2 separate regions of the Mus musculus genome follow, and region 1 is linked to region 2. The links are chromatin loops, found by intact Hi-C in ENCODE. Cell type or tissue: heart. All regions are shown on one strand.

Region 1 (8,000 bases), 410 kb after region 2:
AATTTGAGTATCATTGGTCTATTTGACCTATAGAGTATCCTCTTTCTCAGAGAATCACCCACAGTGGGTTACCTCACTTTGTGTGTTTATTTTTTTTCATTTCCTTTACATTTTGGCTGTTAGTGTTCCTTTTTTGTCTCCGTGAACAGGGAATTTTATATGTGAGGCTTCAGTTGGTATTGATAGAAGTTGCCCTCTGACTGTGCAGATTGACATAACTATCAGGGGGCAGTTGGGCATAGCTCCGCCCAGCAGAGCCTGCACAGTGAAGATGCAGCTCATGGTACTCGCTGTGGAGTGTGGCAGCACGGACCGACAGATCAGCACTCCTCCACAGCTAAGACAGCCCAGTCCTGCGGCAACACAGCTGCTTGTAAGTGCAAAAAGGTCTGCAGAGACAAGAAGTCTTCACCTAGAGCAACATCTGGGAACATCTTTGCAAGTAAGGACCTTGATAGATTGAGGAAATCATGTGAAAAAGACAAAGGCCTGATGGCAGGCGGGCACAGGAAGATGGGCAGTTAGCATTGGACATTGCCTTTGACAGGTTAGGCCTTAATGTATATTAAACGATGCTCTGTGTGCTTCCCAAACACAAGCCTGTCTTGATCGGTAGATACTGTGGCGAGGCTAGCTCGTGAGTATTCCTTTTGTATCACGCCAGTGTTTTAAAGTTGTGTGTTCGTATGTCTGCTGTGGTATTTTTAAGTTCTGGGAGAAGCCTGCTGGCCGTGTCAGCTCACGGCCATCAGTAGTTACTCAGTATTGCTGCTCCACGTTTCCCAGTGCACCTTCCATGCCAGGGCAGTGGCTGCGTGCGTGCAAGCCGCGGGAGCGCCTTCCCGCTCATTTTATATGTATTTATAGAAACCAAATGACCGCAGATGGCTATATGGTGTGGTGTTAAACCAGTGGAACTCTAATGGCAATAAATATATGCATATGTGTGGGAGAGGGGAAAAGTGGAAATACAGGTTTACAGCCAGACATGGTGGGTGATAGCCCTTCAGTGTATTTCTCTGTCCCTTCACTGACCTAGAAGGATTTGAGCTGCTGCAGCTTTAGACAGAAAATGTCCACATTTGCTGATTGTGGGCCATAAATATGCTTTTAGTACTGCTTTGCTGATGTATAAATAAGAAATCTGTAATATGTACTATATGTAATTATTTTCTTTTGACTTTATTTCAAAATGTATATTTTCTGATTATTATCATGAGCTATAAAGCAAAAAGATCAATATCTGATATTCTCCCAAATAATAAATTTTCAAGATTCATTGGAGCAATACAATTGTTGCTTGCTTTCTTATATACTTAATACTTAAAGATATAATATTGTTTCCTTTGAAAGATGCCAAAGAAAGTAGGTCTATGTATCAGTGATTAAAAAAAAAAAAAAAAAAAAAACAAAAGACCTTTCTCTGAACATACTGTTAACCCTCAGAATGGTCTCTTACACAGAGGTACAGCTAGGCCGGGGGTGCTCAGCAGGTGAGTAAGAACTTGGCACACAAGCACCAGTCCTGGGTCCATGTCCTCAGCATCCCTGTGTAACATGTCACACCACTAGCATCAATACTGGCGAATCAAAGACACGTGGACGGCTTGGGCTCATTGACCGGCCGGCCGAGCCGAAACAAGTTCAGTGGGGATGGAGGGCCATTGAGACCAGTACCTACAGTTGACCTCTGGCCTCCGAACATGATGTGCAAATGTGCTGGGGCTTGCAGAAGACAGCATCTGCATCTTGCCACCTCTGATGTGCAAGTGGATCCATGTTTGCAGGAGTGTTTTTAAGTAGAGCTAAGGCTAGGTTAAGAAAATACACATGAGTAACATCATGCTATAAACGTAAAGAGGAAATGAGGAGACTTACTCAGTTCTGACTCCTAGTTGGAAGCTTTAGACTTTTAATGATCCACCCTGCCCTCGCTAAAGCATGTGTTAATGGCTGAACAAAACAGTGTCCTCTTTTACATAGTTCCTCCCTGGCCACTTACATTCTTCATGTGGGGTGACATAGGAGATGCCAGTGGGGTATGTATGTAGTAAGCCCTACTTATGGCCATACTGGGCTGAACTTGACATGGGTCCCCCACTTCAAGGATTTTACCCTCTCATGAGGAAGGTGAACCTCACTACCACATGTTAAGCTCAGTTAAATGAGCAAGGGTTCCAGTGTCATGGGACGGTGGCCAGAAGGGCTTCCCCATCAGCCCAAGCATCAGGACCCTGGAGCAGGAGATAGGAATCAGAATGGCATCTGGCACTGTCTAGGAGCTAGAACTATGAAGGACTGAATAGCTGTGATTAGATAGTATAAGCAGGAGGGAACAGAGAGTGGGCAGACATCATGGTTATGAAGGCCTTGGTTGTCATGGTTATGAAAGCCTTGGTTGCCCTGTAAGGAGCTGGGGAATGGACCCACAGGTTCTCCTGTTTGGACATTTGGTCCTGTTTTAGAAAGTGATAGAACCTTAGGGACAGGGGCCTAGCTGGGAGAAGTGGGCCAGAGGGAGATGGGCCAGGAGGGTATATAGTGCAGCCCACTTCCGACTGGCTTCTTGCTTCCTGGTCCGCTGGATTCATGCAGTCAGCTGCTGCACACGGCCATAGAACCACTGACCTCCCCACTGTGAAAAGCTGCATAAGCAATTTCCTGATTGAGTCACTGAGGAGTCATGTGGTAAGGTACCATGTTAGAAGCGCAGAAGAGACAGCCAAAGGTGAGGGGCTGAGGGGGCAGGCAGCTGTGGGGGCTTAGGCATTAAAAAGTCCACACAGGACGCCAACAGCTACCAGGAAATAAGGACTCAACAGGATAAGAGAGCTCAATGGAGCAGCTTCCTGAGCAAGCACTCATGGGAACCTCTCTGATGTGAGTGGGCTGTGGAATACTGTAGCATCTTCTTGAGAATATTTTAGGGTGGCAAGGTTGCACGTAAGGGCACTTGTTACTAAGTGAAATAAGACAGCCTTTTAAAATATATTTATATATTTATTTTTATAGATTATATATTTTTATTTATATAATATATATTTGTGTATTTTATATAATGTATATTTGATATATATTTAATTTTATGTGTATGAATTTTGTGCCTGCATGTATGTATATACACCATGTGTGTGCCTGATGCCAACAGAGGCTAGAGAGGAACATGTGTTAGATCCCCTGGAACTGGAGTTACAGGTGGTTTTAAGTTGCCAGGTGAACAGGGAGGGCTTCATGTTGCTTTTCTCGTCCCTGTTTTGGGCACGGGTACATATATGTGCCTTGGAGAGAGATAAGTTGTATTAAAAGACAGATCTGTGGGTGCGTCCTGTCCTCTGCAAAAGAGAAAGTGAGTCCTCGCCCATGTCAGATCACGTGGACTCATGAGACCACAGGTTGCACATTCTCACACATTCCGCACTGCACTCCATGTGGCCTGGCCCCTTCTTCAGTCTCCTGGCAACAGCACAGTGGTGGGGATGTAAGGAGAGGCCTGCCAGCAGCGGACTGAGGCCTGGCCCCTTCTCACCCACACCCCTCCCACTCTGACGCTTTGTCATCTCATTGGTGCAAGCAATCTGCCTATCCACAGAAGGTCCTGCTTGGCCTATGACCCTGTGGCCTTGCCTCACAGCCAGGGTCAGGAATCAGCATATTCAAAGATCTGATCTCTGCCTTTTCCTGCTTGCATATCTGACATGAATGTTAGACACAGACACTCAAGTTGGAGGTGGGTGAGTTTTTATTTCTCAATAGACTCACTTCAGAATTCACTCCCATTCCTAAGTTGGACTTCCATCTTTGGCACAGATACATGGGAAACACAATCTAATGAAAAGTAAGATTAAATACTCTTGTCCAAATAAAAGTCTAAGGTCATCTTCTCTGCCTCCTAAGAGCACCAATGCAAACTGCCAGACGGTAGTTTAGCCTGTGGTGACTCTCCATGTTTGCTGTTTGCCACAACTATGTGCATGCCTGATAGCCTCTCTCCTCAGCCTCTGTCAACCCTGTCAGGAAGCTCCTGACTGCTGTCTCACAGAGATTGCATATACGAAGAGCTGGGACTTGCCTGCATGGAGCTTGCAGGGAAAGACTGAGTCCGTGTGTCGTTTCCCCCACCCCCCACCCCCAGCCTGGATCTTCAACTTCCACAAGTCTCCAGTATGTTCACAGAGGCTCCTTCCCAGGACTTCCCACTACAGGGCAGCAAGGTTTCACTGCCTAGTCATCTGGTGCCCTCTACAGGAAGACACTTTGTTGGCTATGTTTCAACCTAAATGTCCCCAGGATTGTCTTTATGGGTCCAATGCTTCATCCTGTGGCTCTGTGAAGATTAGCTGTACTTGTAACCATCCTGGAAGGGCTGAAGATAGTCTAAGGACATGTCTGTGCTCCTTGCTTGGCTACTGGACTATTGAAGAAGTGGAAGAAATCGGAACTCCTCTCACCCCCAGAAATCTCAAGCTGGGAGAAAAGAATCCCTTAGAGCCCGGGCCAGCCAGCGGGGAAACTTTTCTTCTGAGAAAAAATTCACAGTTGTGTAGACCACCTTACAGAAAGGAGAACAAAGAGTCAGAGGCAGCTGCGCCACCCCTGGACCAGAGCTGCCTGTGTGTGCACAGCCTGCTACTGTATTTAAAACTTAACCTGAAATCAAGACCCTGGGGCTGCTAAAACCCTCTTCCCAGTGTGGTATATCAAGTGCACTCCCTTTTTCTGTTTCTCACAATTAGTCTGCCTGTCTTGATTGCTCACTCAAGACTAATAGCTGAACCTGGTTTGTCCTGACCTGACAGAGGCCAACTCCCTGAGTCCAAAGCATGATCATCCACAGATCCCATCATCCTAAAGTCTAACATGGCTTCATGCTCTAAATTTCACTTAAAAGTCTTTTCTTTTTAATTTATATATAAGAATCATATTGGGAGAAGTTCTGCTATGGGTGTAAGTATTCTAATTTTAATTTACATATCTTCAAAAACTCTTTCTGTATCCAATGTGTAGCCTTCTTGCTTTTTCTTTACCTGTATTGCAAGTTTTTATTTTTACTTAGTTCCCTTGAGAGAAACATTGGACCTGGAGCTCCACAGGACCTATCTATGCACGCATGTTCACAAACACATGTACATAAACAAGGGCTCTCAAACGTGCACACACACACACAAATAGAGCTGGGGTACAAACACCACCAGGCTCTAGGATGACTTCTGCTGTTGGCAGAGCCTTGAATGGTCAGCTGCTCCCCAGGGCTTTTTGCATAGGCATTTAGTTCCGATTCTCCCAGGTCTGAAAATGAGTCCCATTCTGAATATTCCCAAGGCACCCATCCCTACTGATATGTATTGTTGTTTTAAAGGTGTGTAGTTAGCTTAGCTTCCTGCTTCAGTATCATGCTCTCTGGTCCCATCTGTGACTCCATGGTACTTGCTACATCTTTACAGAGATCAGTTACTGTATACACAGACCTTCCATGAAAGACAGTATTTTGATCACATTTTAAAACACACAAACCCCCTGTTCTCTCCTCCTCATTCTTGATTTCTCTTAAAACTTGCCCAATCAACATGCCCTACACAGGAAGATGGTCTCTGGCCATGCCATCTTGTGACTGTAAAATGTCCCCTCTAGGCTCCTGTAGTTCAGTAAGGGGTTCCCTGGCTGGTGGAACTGCTTTGGAAGGCTGCAGAGATTTAGGGGGTGGAGCTTCACAGTAGGAAGTGGAGCGCTAGAAGAGAGCCATTAGGTTTTATACCTGGTTCTATTTCCTGTCCATTCTTTGCTTCTTGCTTGGGGTGCCACGTGACCAGTACCTCATACTCCTTCCCTACATGTGGGTCTCCCACTTTGATGAGCTGTATCCCTGACAACTGTAAACTAAAATAAGCTTTTCCTTCCTTAAGTTGCTGGATAAACTGATGTCATCTGTAAGCTGTGGCTTCTGTAGTATCCACTTGGCTAATAAGCTTACTTCTCAGATTGCTGCCAGGATGTCCTCTCCTGTGAAATATGATACATGCACGTGCAGAGAGCAATGACGTCACTGCAAAGTCCCATCATTTCTAACTCCTGTAGGTCTGGTATGGAATTACACTTTTACCGTAATCTTTTGATTGTGGAGAAACAGTGTTGTTATTTCTTCCTAAAGACCAATATGTCTGTCGCAAACCCCACCAAAGCTTCCGTGGTAAAGAGACTTCCACAGTATGACAGCTCCCTCTGTAAGAAAGTCACACATAGGCAGCCATATCTAATGGCCAGTAGTCAAGAACATATAGGGGTAAAATAAAAACTCCCTTTATTAAACAGGGTCACAGCATAAGACCTACTGGTGATGGTGAAGGGCTATTCATCGGTGGAGCTTGGGGAATTGAGGCAGGAGGATTATACATTGAAGGCCTGTCTAAGCTAAGAATGAGTTCAGAGACACCCTGAGAAACTTGGTGAAACCTTCAGAAAGAAAAAAGGGAGACTGGGATTTTAGCTCAGTGGTAGAACTTTTGCTGGAATACATGAGGCCTTGGAGTCAATCCCCAGTGTTAACAAAAAAAAAAAAAAAAAAAAAAAAAGTAGAGAGACTGCGTGGGCATGGTAGTACCTACCTAAAACCACAGCATGAAGGGGTCTAAGAGAAGGATCAAGAGTTTGAAGCCACATTGGGCTGCATGAGACCTTGGTCCAGGGTCCACAGACCCAGCTGAAGCTGAAGCTGACTCCTGGATGACTGTGAGGTTTGTTGTTAATTTTCAACAACAGTGGAATAAGCAAAACCAGAAGAATTCGTCACCTGAGACCGGCAGCACAAGAAATTCTTCAGATGGGAAGAGACACCACCTGGAAATACAGACCCACCTAAAAGAATAAAGCGCTCCAGAAATGCAAACTGCCCAGACCTAGAGTTCAGTAACAGACCAGGGCACTGAATGAGGATGGAATCAGGGACTGATCACCAGAGGCAAACAGCAGCCAGCCTACACTACGGAGGAGGGCAGTCCCTGGAGGATGCATTTATGAAGCATGGACAAAGAAACAGACCCAACGTAATGGTGAACAGAAAATAAATGAAAGCTAAATAGCTATGTGATTGATAGATGGAGACAGAAGAAGAGTATAGATGGTAAATAGAAGAGAGAATATAGATCCTAAGTAGATAAACAGATGGATAGATGATTGATCAATAGACACGATTGAAGATACACAATAGATGGTAGATGGTAGACATAAGCTAGAAGCTAATTAGAAGATGACAGATAAGATAGAAAATTGAAGACATAGATTACAAATGACTGGTCAATAGATCACTGATAGAGCATTGACGATTGACATATTTATAAATATTATAGATTAATATATATATATGTATTAACAAACGATAGGTAGTCACTAGATGGGCAATCAGTAGATAGATGATGGACAAGTGGACAGACAGATTTCTCTGGGACAAAGACCTAGAAAAAGGAACTGCTTCGCGTGATTTTGGATGCTGAGAAACTTCACAACCTACCAAGAGAAGCTGAGGCCCCAGGAAGTATAAATCCAGTATCTAAGAGCCAAGAGTAGTCACTGTGAGGCCTGTGTGAGAGATAGGAGACAGTGTTTCTGGATCCTAAGAGTGTCCCCCCGGCTCACATGTAGACAGGTGCAGGTAGTCAGAGGTGGGGCCTCTGGGGTTGACTGACTGTGGGGCTGACAAATCCATATATGAATGGGCTACTGGGAGGCTTTGGAAACTTTAGAAGGTGGGAGAAAGTAGGTGGCTGGAGGCATAGATTGATGAGGTGTATTTTGCCACCATCTCTTCCCCTTGTTACCATGAGAACAGCCTGATGTTATGCTGTTCAGTCTTGACGCTGGCCTATAAGCAAGCACAAACTGAAACTGCAGGAGCTGTGAGTCAGACATGAAACCTTTCCTTGCAAGTTGTTTCTCTCGGGAAGTTTGTTGTCATGATAGAAAACCAATGTTCAGGGCCAAGCAGTTAGGCAAAGTAGAATTCCCCCTAA
Region 2 (8,000 bases):
TGCTATGCTGCCCGGGCTATTTCAACACTAATTACAGAATTAATATATATTTATATATAAAACTATAATATATTATAGTTTTATGTATGTCACATATCTCTGACAAGCACAAGTGAAATTCACTTTTGAAAACCCCAGACGCAATGCCATTTAAGTGATTTTAGTCCATTGTCCATTAGCTCTCTAGACTTAGTTACGTTATAGGTCTTCTTTGGGTATACACCAATGTAGAGAGGGACTCCCTGATCACATGTTAAATCTGTTGTGATTTCTTTAACCAGCCCTTCCATGAGCTACCACTGTGCAGGAGAAATCTGTGCCATATCTGGATCTTAAATGTAAAACAAGGGCCTGACGAAGTCCCAGACACCGAGGGAGGATGAGCAGCGTCCACAAACGCTGTGACTCCAGCGTGACTGACTGACAGCACTGTTTTGAAAACCCAGACTCACAGCGCATTAGTGAGGAGAGTAGAGAGTCAGATTTTCAGGGAGCAGTCAGAATAATGGCTACCTACAAATCTGCAGGCAGAAGAAACTCAAATCCCCCTCGTCACACTCTATGGCTTCTGTGGTTTTAGTGGCCTTTGGCTATAGTCATTTAGGACAAGGTGGTTCCAAGTGTGGCCTAAGTCACACTTTAGTTTGTCTTTGAAGAGAATCCATAATGTCATCTGCCGGTGCTCTATCACAAAGCAAGTGTTACTGAGGACCAGAGAGACACCTTTGTTGGTCTGTGGGGCTGTGCCAGGCAGAGGGGGGAATGGCTGAGACTTCCCCACAAGATGCAGGTTGTCATCGGCTGGTCCGTGGCATAGCTGGAGAGCGGCCCCTGGGTCCTGGCAAAACCTGTCTGCTTTATGCAGCAAACGGGCAGGAATCAGGGTTTCCAGGAAAGCCTTTCTTGCAATTGCAGGTGAGGACTAGCTTCACTGAGGTAAGAATGGAGGTGATCTTGTCTGTAAAGAACTGTGAGTTTTTATTAGGGTCTCAGGTGGACACGGGCTCTCCCTGGCCTTCTTATTAAGGGCGCATTTTCTAGCTGAAGAAGCTTACTGCCTTGTCACAGCTGGGTTTTTCCAATGGGATGAAACCCAAGGGTGTGGCCTGAAGAGGAGGTCATCTACTGTAGTCGGTGTGGCGCTGTTGTCGTCGTCGTCATCGCTGTGTGCATTGAACACTGGTACTCATTTGATGGTGTTATCTGTGAGTTGTTGAGAATACCTAGTGCTTCCTAGCTGTGCTCACCAGTGCCAGCCAGTCTGTGGGCTGCCTTATCTCAAGCCTTTTCCGGAAAGTGCTGCAAGCTTCTGCTACCAATATTTTCCTCCAAGTGTGAGGGGACAAGCAACCTTTGGGTTTGATCCCCTGAAACTGCAGCCTAAGTAAGCCTCTCCTACCTTAGGTTTCCCTGTCCGTGGTTTTGGCCATGGTTGCTGCTGTTTTAGGTCTCTCTGTTGCTGTGATAAACACCGTAACCAAAAACGTCTTGGGGAGGACGGGTTTATTTGCTTACAGGCTCTGATCACAGTCCATCATGGACAGACGGAAGTCAGGACAGGAACCAGCAGCATAAGCTTGGAGGCAGGAACCGAAGTAGAGGCTGAGGGACCCCGCCTACTGACTCGCTCCCTCTGGCTCTTGTCGGCCTGCTCTCTTATTTAACCCAAGCTTACATGACCAGCATCAGCACACCCACAGGGGGCTGGACTCTCCCACACCAATCATTATCAAGGCAGTGACTCCACAGACTTGCCAATCTGATGGCCACATTTTCTCTACTGAAGTCCCCACTTACCAAATGACTCTAGAACCACCCAGGACAAGTGCCAAACAATGCACTGCGTCAAGGGAGGAAGAGAGCCTCTGTGGGACCAAGACTGGCCTGCAGGGTGTGAGGTGTGAAGGGACAGTCAAATGATGGACATGAATACTACTGAGCAGGCATTGATTTTGGTTCATAATTTCATGAGATTTCATGCCATGATGGTGGGCAAACAATGGCAGAGTGGCTCACGGTGACAGGAGATTTGGCCAAGCTCCTCCATAACTGTGATCAGGCCAAGGTGGAGAAGGCACAAAAGGAAGGAACCACCTACAGTTTCCTATCTCCTTCAGAGGTGCCCTCCGCAGGCAGGGAAGGTGGTCTGACATTTCACATTCCAGCCCTCCGTCTTAACCTGGGTTTTGCTGATGGTGTCTCAGGAGACAGGGTAATTCATTTGAATTACATGTCCTTATTTTTCTAGCCAATTTTAAATACAAGTATTATAAAATTCAGTTTAAATCACGAAGACATGGATGGCTGAGTAAAGATGAATCTAGAGAGTTCCCAATCTGAAACCCAGCAAAGGGCAGGAGAGACGATTAAACAGGTAAGGATGCTGTTCTTCCAGACGACTCAGCTTCGGTTCCCAGCACCCACGTGAGTGGCTCACAACAGCCTGCAATTCCAACTCTTGAGATTCTGAACTCCCTTCTTTACTCTGAGGACACACACACACACACACACACACACACACACACACGCTCACACACATGCTATGCTATAAACATTCATACACACACACACTACACTGCATGCATCCTCACACACACATGCTCTCACACATACTACTGCATACATTCACACACATACATACACCCCACACTGCACACACACACTCTCTCATATGCACGCACATATATTCTTTCTCATGCACACACAGGAGGCACACATATGCCCCACACTGCACACATACACACATTCTCTACACACTCAGACACATACACACACACATACACTGCACACACACAACCCCATGCTGTGAACACTCACACACATATGCCACATAATACATACACACACCCTACAACATATACAGAAAATAAAATCTTTTAAAATTTTACTCTAGCCTGTTCAACAGGTAGTTACCGAATATCATTGTATAATGAAGTAAGAAAGAAATTCATACTCTAGTCCACATATTATGGGGGGGGGTGTTAATGGTTTTGTGGCGTAGCAAATTTGTCTAGGGATAAGAATTAAAGAATAAATTATAATTATGCTAGTTTTATACCAACGAAAGCATGAGACTGCCAAGCATGGGGAAAGAATCCCAGAAAATTATTTCTAAAGTATCTCATTTTATTCCGCATAGAAGATAGTTATTTCAAATTAAGAGTATAAGCCCTTCCATTAGCTTGTGCACCCCCCTGGGCGCAGAGATCAAGTCTTTGTGTTGTGTTCCTTGTGCATAGTTCAGCCTAGAGCATAGGCAAAGGCAAGACTCCCAAGAAACATTGTTGGGATGAATAGCTGAGCAGAGAAGGCCATGTGCAGTACCTTCCTTATCTCACACTTCCAGTCAGGATCGCAAATAAAGCCCACCCCTGACTCTGAATCTGCTGCAGCCTTCGGAAGCTCAGGGTGCCATAACTCCAAATGGCCAGAAGGGGGCACACTGGGGAGGGATAGGAGACAGCTGTTGATCAGAAACTCGGGACACCCTGACTGCTGCTGGGCACACACTGGGAGAGAGGGGTGTTGGTCTGCCTGAGGCACTAGCTGGGGGCATTTGGGGGTGACTCTAGATGTGCTGTGCAGAATGTGAGCAGGACCAAGGGCCGAAGGGAACAGTGGCCGGCTACTCCAGCATCGAGTGTTGAAAACTCTGACACTCACCTCACCATTGGGCTTGCACAAGATGGTCGTGCAGTCCGGACTGGATCGGAACTTGCTCTGTTCCTCCCAAACAAAGTCCGTTGGTGGCTGTGGCTTTGCTTCCGAAGCTGCTGCCCACACCTTAGAGAAAGCAGTTTGTTGCTGACAAGTGCTACTGCGGTTCCACCCAGAGCCACATCCGACGGTGCTATTGTTATTAATCTTTCTGAACAGATAGGGTTTTCGTTGTCATTAAAGGTGGGAAGGCTCTCCCTGCATTTGCCTGGTCTTGGCTAGAATTCCTACGTTCACATCATTTCTGTGCCTCAGCTTTAGCCTCCTGAGGACCTGGGACTATATAGGCATCTGAGCTTCTAGGTTGTTTTAAAATATAATGTAATGCTAAACAGTGACCGAACACGGTTTAAACAACCACCCAGCCCTGGCTTGTGGTCCGCAAGCGGATCCAGGATAGATATAAATGCACACTGTAGGCTTATTCAAAACACTAGGTCGTACCTTTGAGGTTTTTTGTTTTGCTTTGCTTGTTTTTGTAGCTTGATTTTGTGGTTTTCTAAAGTAATTTTGTAGAGATCTTATCTCAGTGTCATGTAAAACAAGCACACACATACTCTTGCAGCACATGGCTACAGACCAGACATCAAGGTTCAGAGGGTCACAGATGGGGGGTGTCAGGGAGAACCCCCTTAGTGCCTGCTCTCTGAGATGACCAGCTCTTTACTTCTCTTTTAAGAATCCATTTTCAGACTTAGGATTTTCACTTTGAAGGACAAGCCAGAATATGATTGCTTACTACACGGAAGAAAGCTGTGGAGAGCAAAGTACAGGCATCCATCCACGACACTACAAACCACAAAATCACATTTAGTACAAAGATCAAGTATCCACGAGGCCACTTGTGCCAAGCCACAGGCTGACAGTAGAGGCAGCATTCCCTATAGGAACCCAGCTCTGACATTATTACTGGCTCCCAGTGTTCCCAGCTCCCAGTGTTCCCAGCTCTCAGTGCTCCCAGTTCACAATGCTCTCATCTGTGCTCCCAGCACATAGTGCTCCTCTCTCAGTGTCCCCAGCTCCCAGTGTTCCCAGCTCCCAGTGCTCCCAGCTCCCCGTGATCCCAGCTCTCAGTGCTTCCAGCTCCCAGTGCTCCCAGCTCTTAGTGCTCCCAGCTCTCAGTGTTCCCAGCTCACTGTTCCCAGTTCCCAGCGTTCACGGCTCCCAGTGTTCCCGGCTCCCAGTGTTCCTGGCTCCCAGTGCTCCCAGCTCCCAGTGCTCCCAGCTCCCAGTGCTCCCAGCTCCTGCTACCCCCAGCTCACCATGTTCCCTCACGGTATTCCCTGCTTGTGATGTTTTTCTGTTCAAGGCAGCCCTGTGGTCCTGGCTTAAAGTTTCCCTAGCTCCTGACACTCCTGGCTGATAGTGTTCCCAATGCATTAATAAATTCCAGCTCTCAGTGTTCTCTACTCATGTTGCAGTCACAGATTATTTGTTCCCCAACTCACACCAATCCCAGATCATGGTACTTCCAATCCACCACATTTCCAGCTCCTGGGAGTCCCAGCTCATGATATCTCGAAAGCACAGTATCCCTAACTCACCATACTGTCAGCTCAGGCTATTCCAACCCACCATAGCACTGGCTCCGGCCATTCCCGCTTCACGATGGTCTTAGCTTCTGTTGGTGCCATCTCATGGTATTTGCAGCTTGCTGTATTTGACCAGCTCATAGCACTCTCAGCTCCTGGGGTTCTCAGCTTGCTATATTCTTACCTCATTGTATTTCTAGCCCATGGTATCACTAGCCAACCACATCCGCAGCTCACAGGATTCCCAATTCACCATGTTCTCAAATCATGGTCAAATCTTGGTGTTCCCAGTTCATGTGTACCCAACTTACTGTATTTTTAGCTCACAGTATTCATCACTCAGACCCTGGTATTCCTAGCTCACAGTTTTCCCAGATCATGAGATTCCTGACTCAATTCATTCTCAGCTCCTGGTATTCCTACATCAGGGTATTTCCAATTCAGTGTATCTTCAACACATGGTCAAGATGTTCTCAGCCCCTGGTATTTCCAGCCCCTAGTATTCTAGATCCCTGGTATTCCAGCCCCCCAGTATTCCCAGTCTATATTACTTACAGCTCACAGCATCCCCAGGTCACTGTATGTCATTACGATACCCCTAACTCACACTAGTCACACATCATTGTGTCCTTGCCCACTGTGTTCCCAGCTCGCAGTGTTTCCCGTGCACAGTCCACCCAGCTGGTGGTTTCAGATACTTACTGTCACCGTGGAGTTGGCCTGCAGTGTGATGTTGTCGGGGAACTGGTACAAGGAGACTGCGTGTCCATTCACGTTTTGCTGAAGAATGTGGTTTCCAATCTCTACTTCCTTTTCATTGGAGGAGTTGACAAGCCTCACAAAGAGGCCCTTGATATTTACCTCAGCTATTTTAATTTCTCCGAGAGAACTAGAAAATAAGAAACGAAGACAGGGTGGGTATGAATAGGAATGTCTCTGGCCCACAGTAAGAACCCCATAACGAGGTGCGTGTTTGGAATCTTGGCACTCAGAACAGAGGCAGGAGAGCCACAAACTCAAGGTCAGTTGAGTCTATGCAGCATGTTCCTAGCCAGCTGAGATTTCTTGAGAGACGAACCAACCCACCCACCCACAGAGCCTGAGTAATGAACGGCAGAGCTATGGACTCTCTTAGGCAAGAGTCTATAGAGGCCTTGAGGACGTTTTAATGATTGGGTCCTATTTTATGTGTACAGGTGTCTTGCCTGCATGTCTGTCTGTACACTGTGCATATAGTACTTACAGAGGTCAGAGTGAACACTGGGTAACCAGAAACCAGAATATCAGTCAGGAGTGAGCTGCCATGTAGGTGCGGGGGGCTGAGCCTGCACCTCCAAACGAGCAGCCAGTGCTCTTACCCACCGAGCCTTCTCCACGGCCTCCACAACTTGTGTATTTTGCAACCTGAGAAAAATAGCTTGGCCTATTGGTTCTGATCATGGAAAACGTGGCTATGATTTTTCTCAATTTTCTGCTCTCAACAGAAGACATGACATCAAGCACCCAAAAAGACACCAAAGGGCTGGAGTGATGGCTTGTTGGCTAAGCGCACTTGCTGCTCTTGCAGAGGGGATGGGTTTGCTGTCCAGAACCCACATGATGTGCACAACCTCCAATAACTCAGTTCCAGGTGCTCTGGCGCCCTCTCCTGGCCTCCAGGAGCACCACATGCACACGGGACACAGTCCCATGTGCAGGCACATACCCAGAAACATAACATTTAAGTCTTAAAGTATGGTCATCAAAAGCTAAAGCACATAGTTCTTTTCTGATAAAGTGACCATGAGGATGAAGTCACTGTGAGTTAAAAATAATTCTGAATGTGACATTATTCACACATACTATAGGTCTTTTAAAAATTTTGCCTCTTTTATTGAGAATGTAGTATGTTGCAGGGCCTACGTCAATTTCGAATCTGCAGGTTTCAGTGTCACTGGCAACACAGCTGAAGGTCGTGATATGACTGTGGTGAGCTATGAACAGCATCAATGTTTCTTGGTTGCTCACAATGGTTCACAAGTCTTACACATCACTGTGTCTTGGCTGGTCACAGTAGTTCATAAGTCTTACTTACCAAGCACTTGACAAGAACACGGTTACATTGCTCTGTCATTTCCCCACAATTTCTTATCTATAATGCTAAATTTAAAAATGGTATGGAAAACCAAGATTTCTTTGTATACATATTTGTATATGGTGTGTGTGTGTGAGTTTGCACATCCATTCGTGTGGGAGGCACATGCATTTCCTTGTGCTTGTGAGTGTGCATGAGAGACCTGAGGTTCACGTTGGCAACTTTTTCCTCTTGCCTGAGGTGGTTGCTCCTGCTGAACGCAGAACTTGCTGCTCTAGTCTGGCCAGCCTTGCCCGGGAGGTCTCCAGTCTTCACCTTCTAAGCACTGGGACTGCAGGTGGCCGCAGAGCAACTTTTACATGGCTTCCATCCCTATAGGACCAACTCCTCACAGGTCCTCAGTGGTGCCTCTGAATTCATCTGACCGGTGGGAACTGACTTGTATAGCTGCCTAAAACAGGCAAAGTGCCCTTTCCCTTTCTACCTGGTGACATCCCATGACAACACCTATGTCCTTCTGTCTGTCTGCGTGGCTGCTGTCCTCAGGCTCTCATCTGTGTGACATTGTCACAGCATCATAGCAGTTTCTCCACTGCCTTATATAGTATTTAATTAAAAAAAAAACCTCCCTCATTTTCTTTCTTCAGCGTTGCATTAGCTGTGCTTAGACCACTGTG

The links. Hi-C counts contacts between places; a loop is a spot of excess contacts. Peaks named below come from ENCODE experiments on the same cell type or tissue, not always from the same donor. Only the 100,000 strongest peaks of a DNase experiment are listed, where the experiment ranks them.
Region 1: it touches region 2 in a loop (6-fold over the local background); 8 of 42 quality-filtered maps call a loop at or near these places.

Annotation. Positions count from the first base shown.
Region 1 is chr6:145,819,792-145,827,791 of GRCm38, forward strand. Rassf8 (Ras association (RalGDS/AF-6) domain family (N-terminal) member 8) reads left to right here. Exons shown (of 5, transcript NM_027760.3): 5 at 1-1,288. Among named protein-coding and RNA genes, the nearest start is that of Gm38927, 19 kb to the right of the region's middle. In heart, a CTCF peak has its summit at 4,241 (motif pointing left); no DNase peak of the experiment used is centred here; H3K27ac peaks cover 609 bases.
Region 2 is chr6:145,413,737-145,421,736 of GRCm38, forward strand. Lmntd1 (lamin tail domain containing 1) reads right to left here. Exons shown (of 10, transcript NM_028742.2): 6 at 5,952-6,138; 7 at 3,664-3,783. Among named protein-coding and RNA genes, the nearest start is that of Lmntd1, 17 kb to the right of the region's middle. In heart, CTCF peaks have their summits at 3,418 (motif pointing right) and 6,901 (motif pointing left); a DNase peak (open chromatin) is centred at 3,425.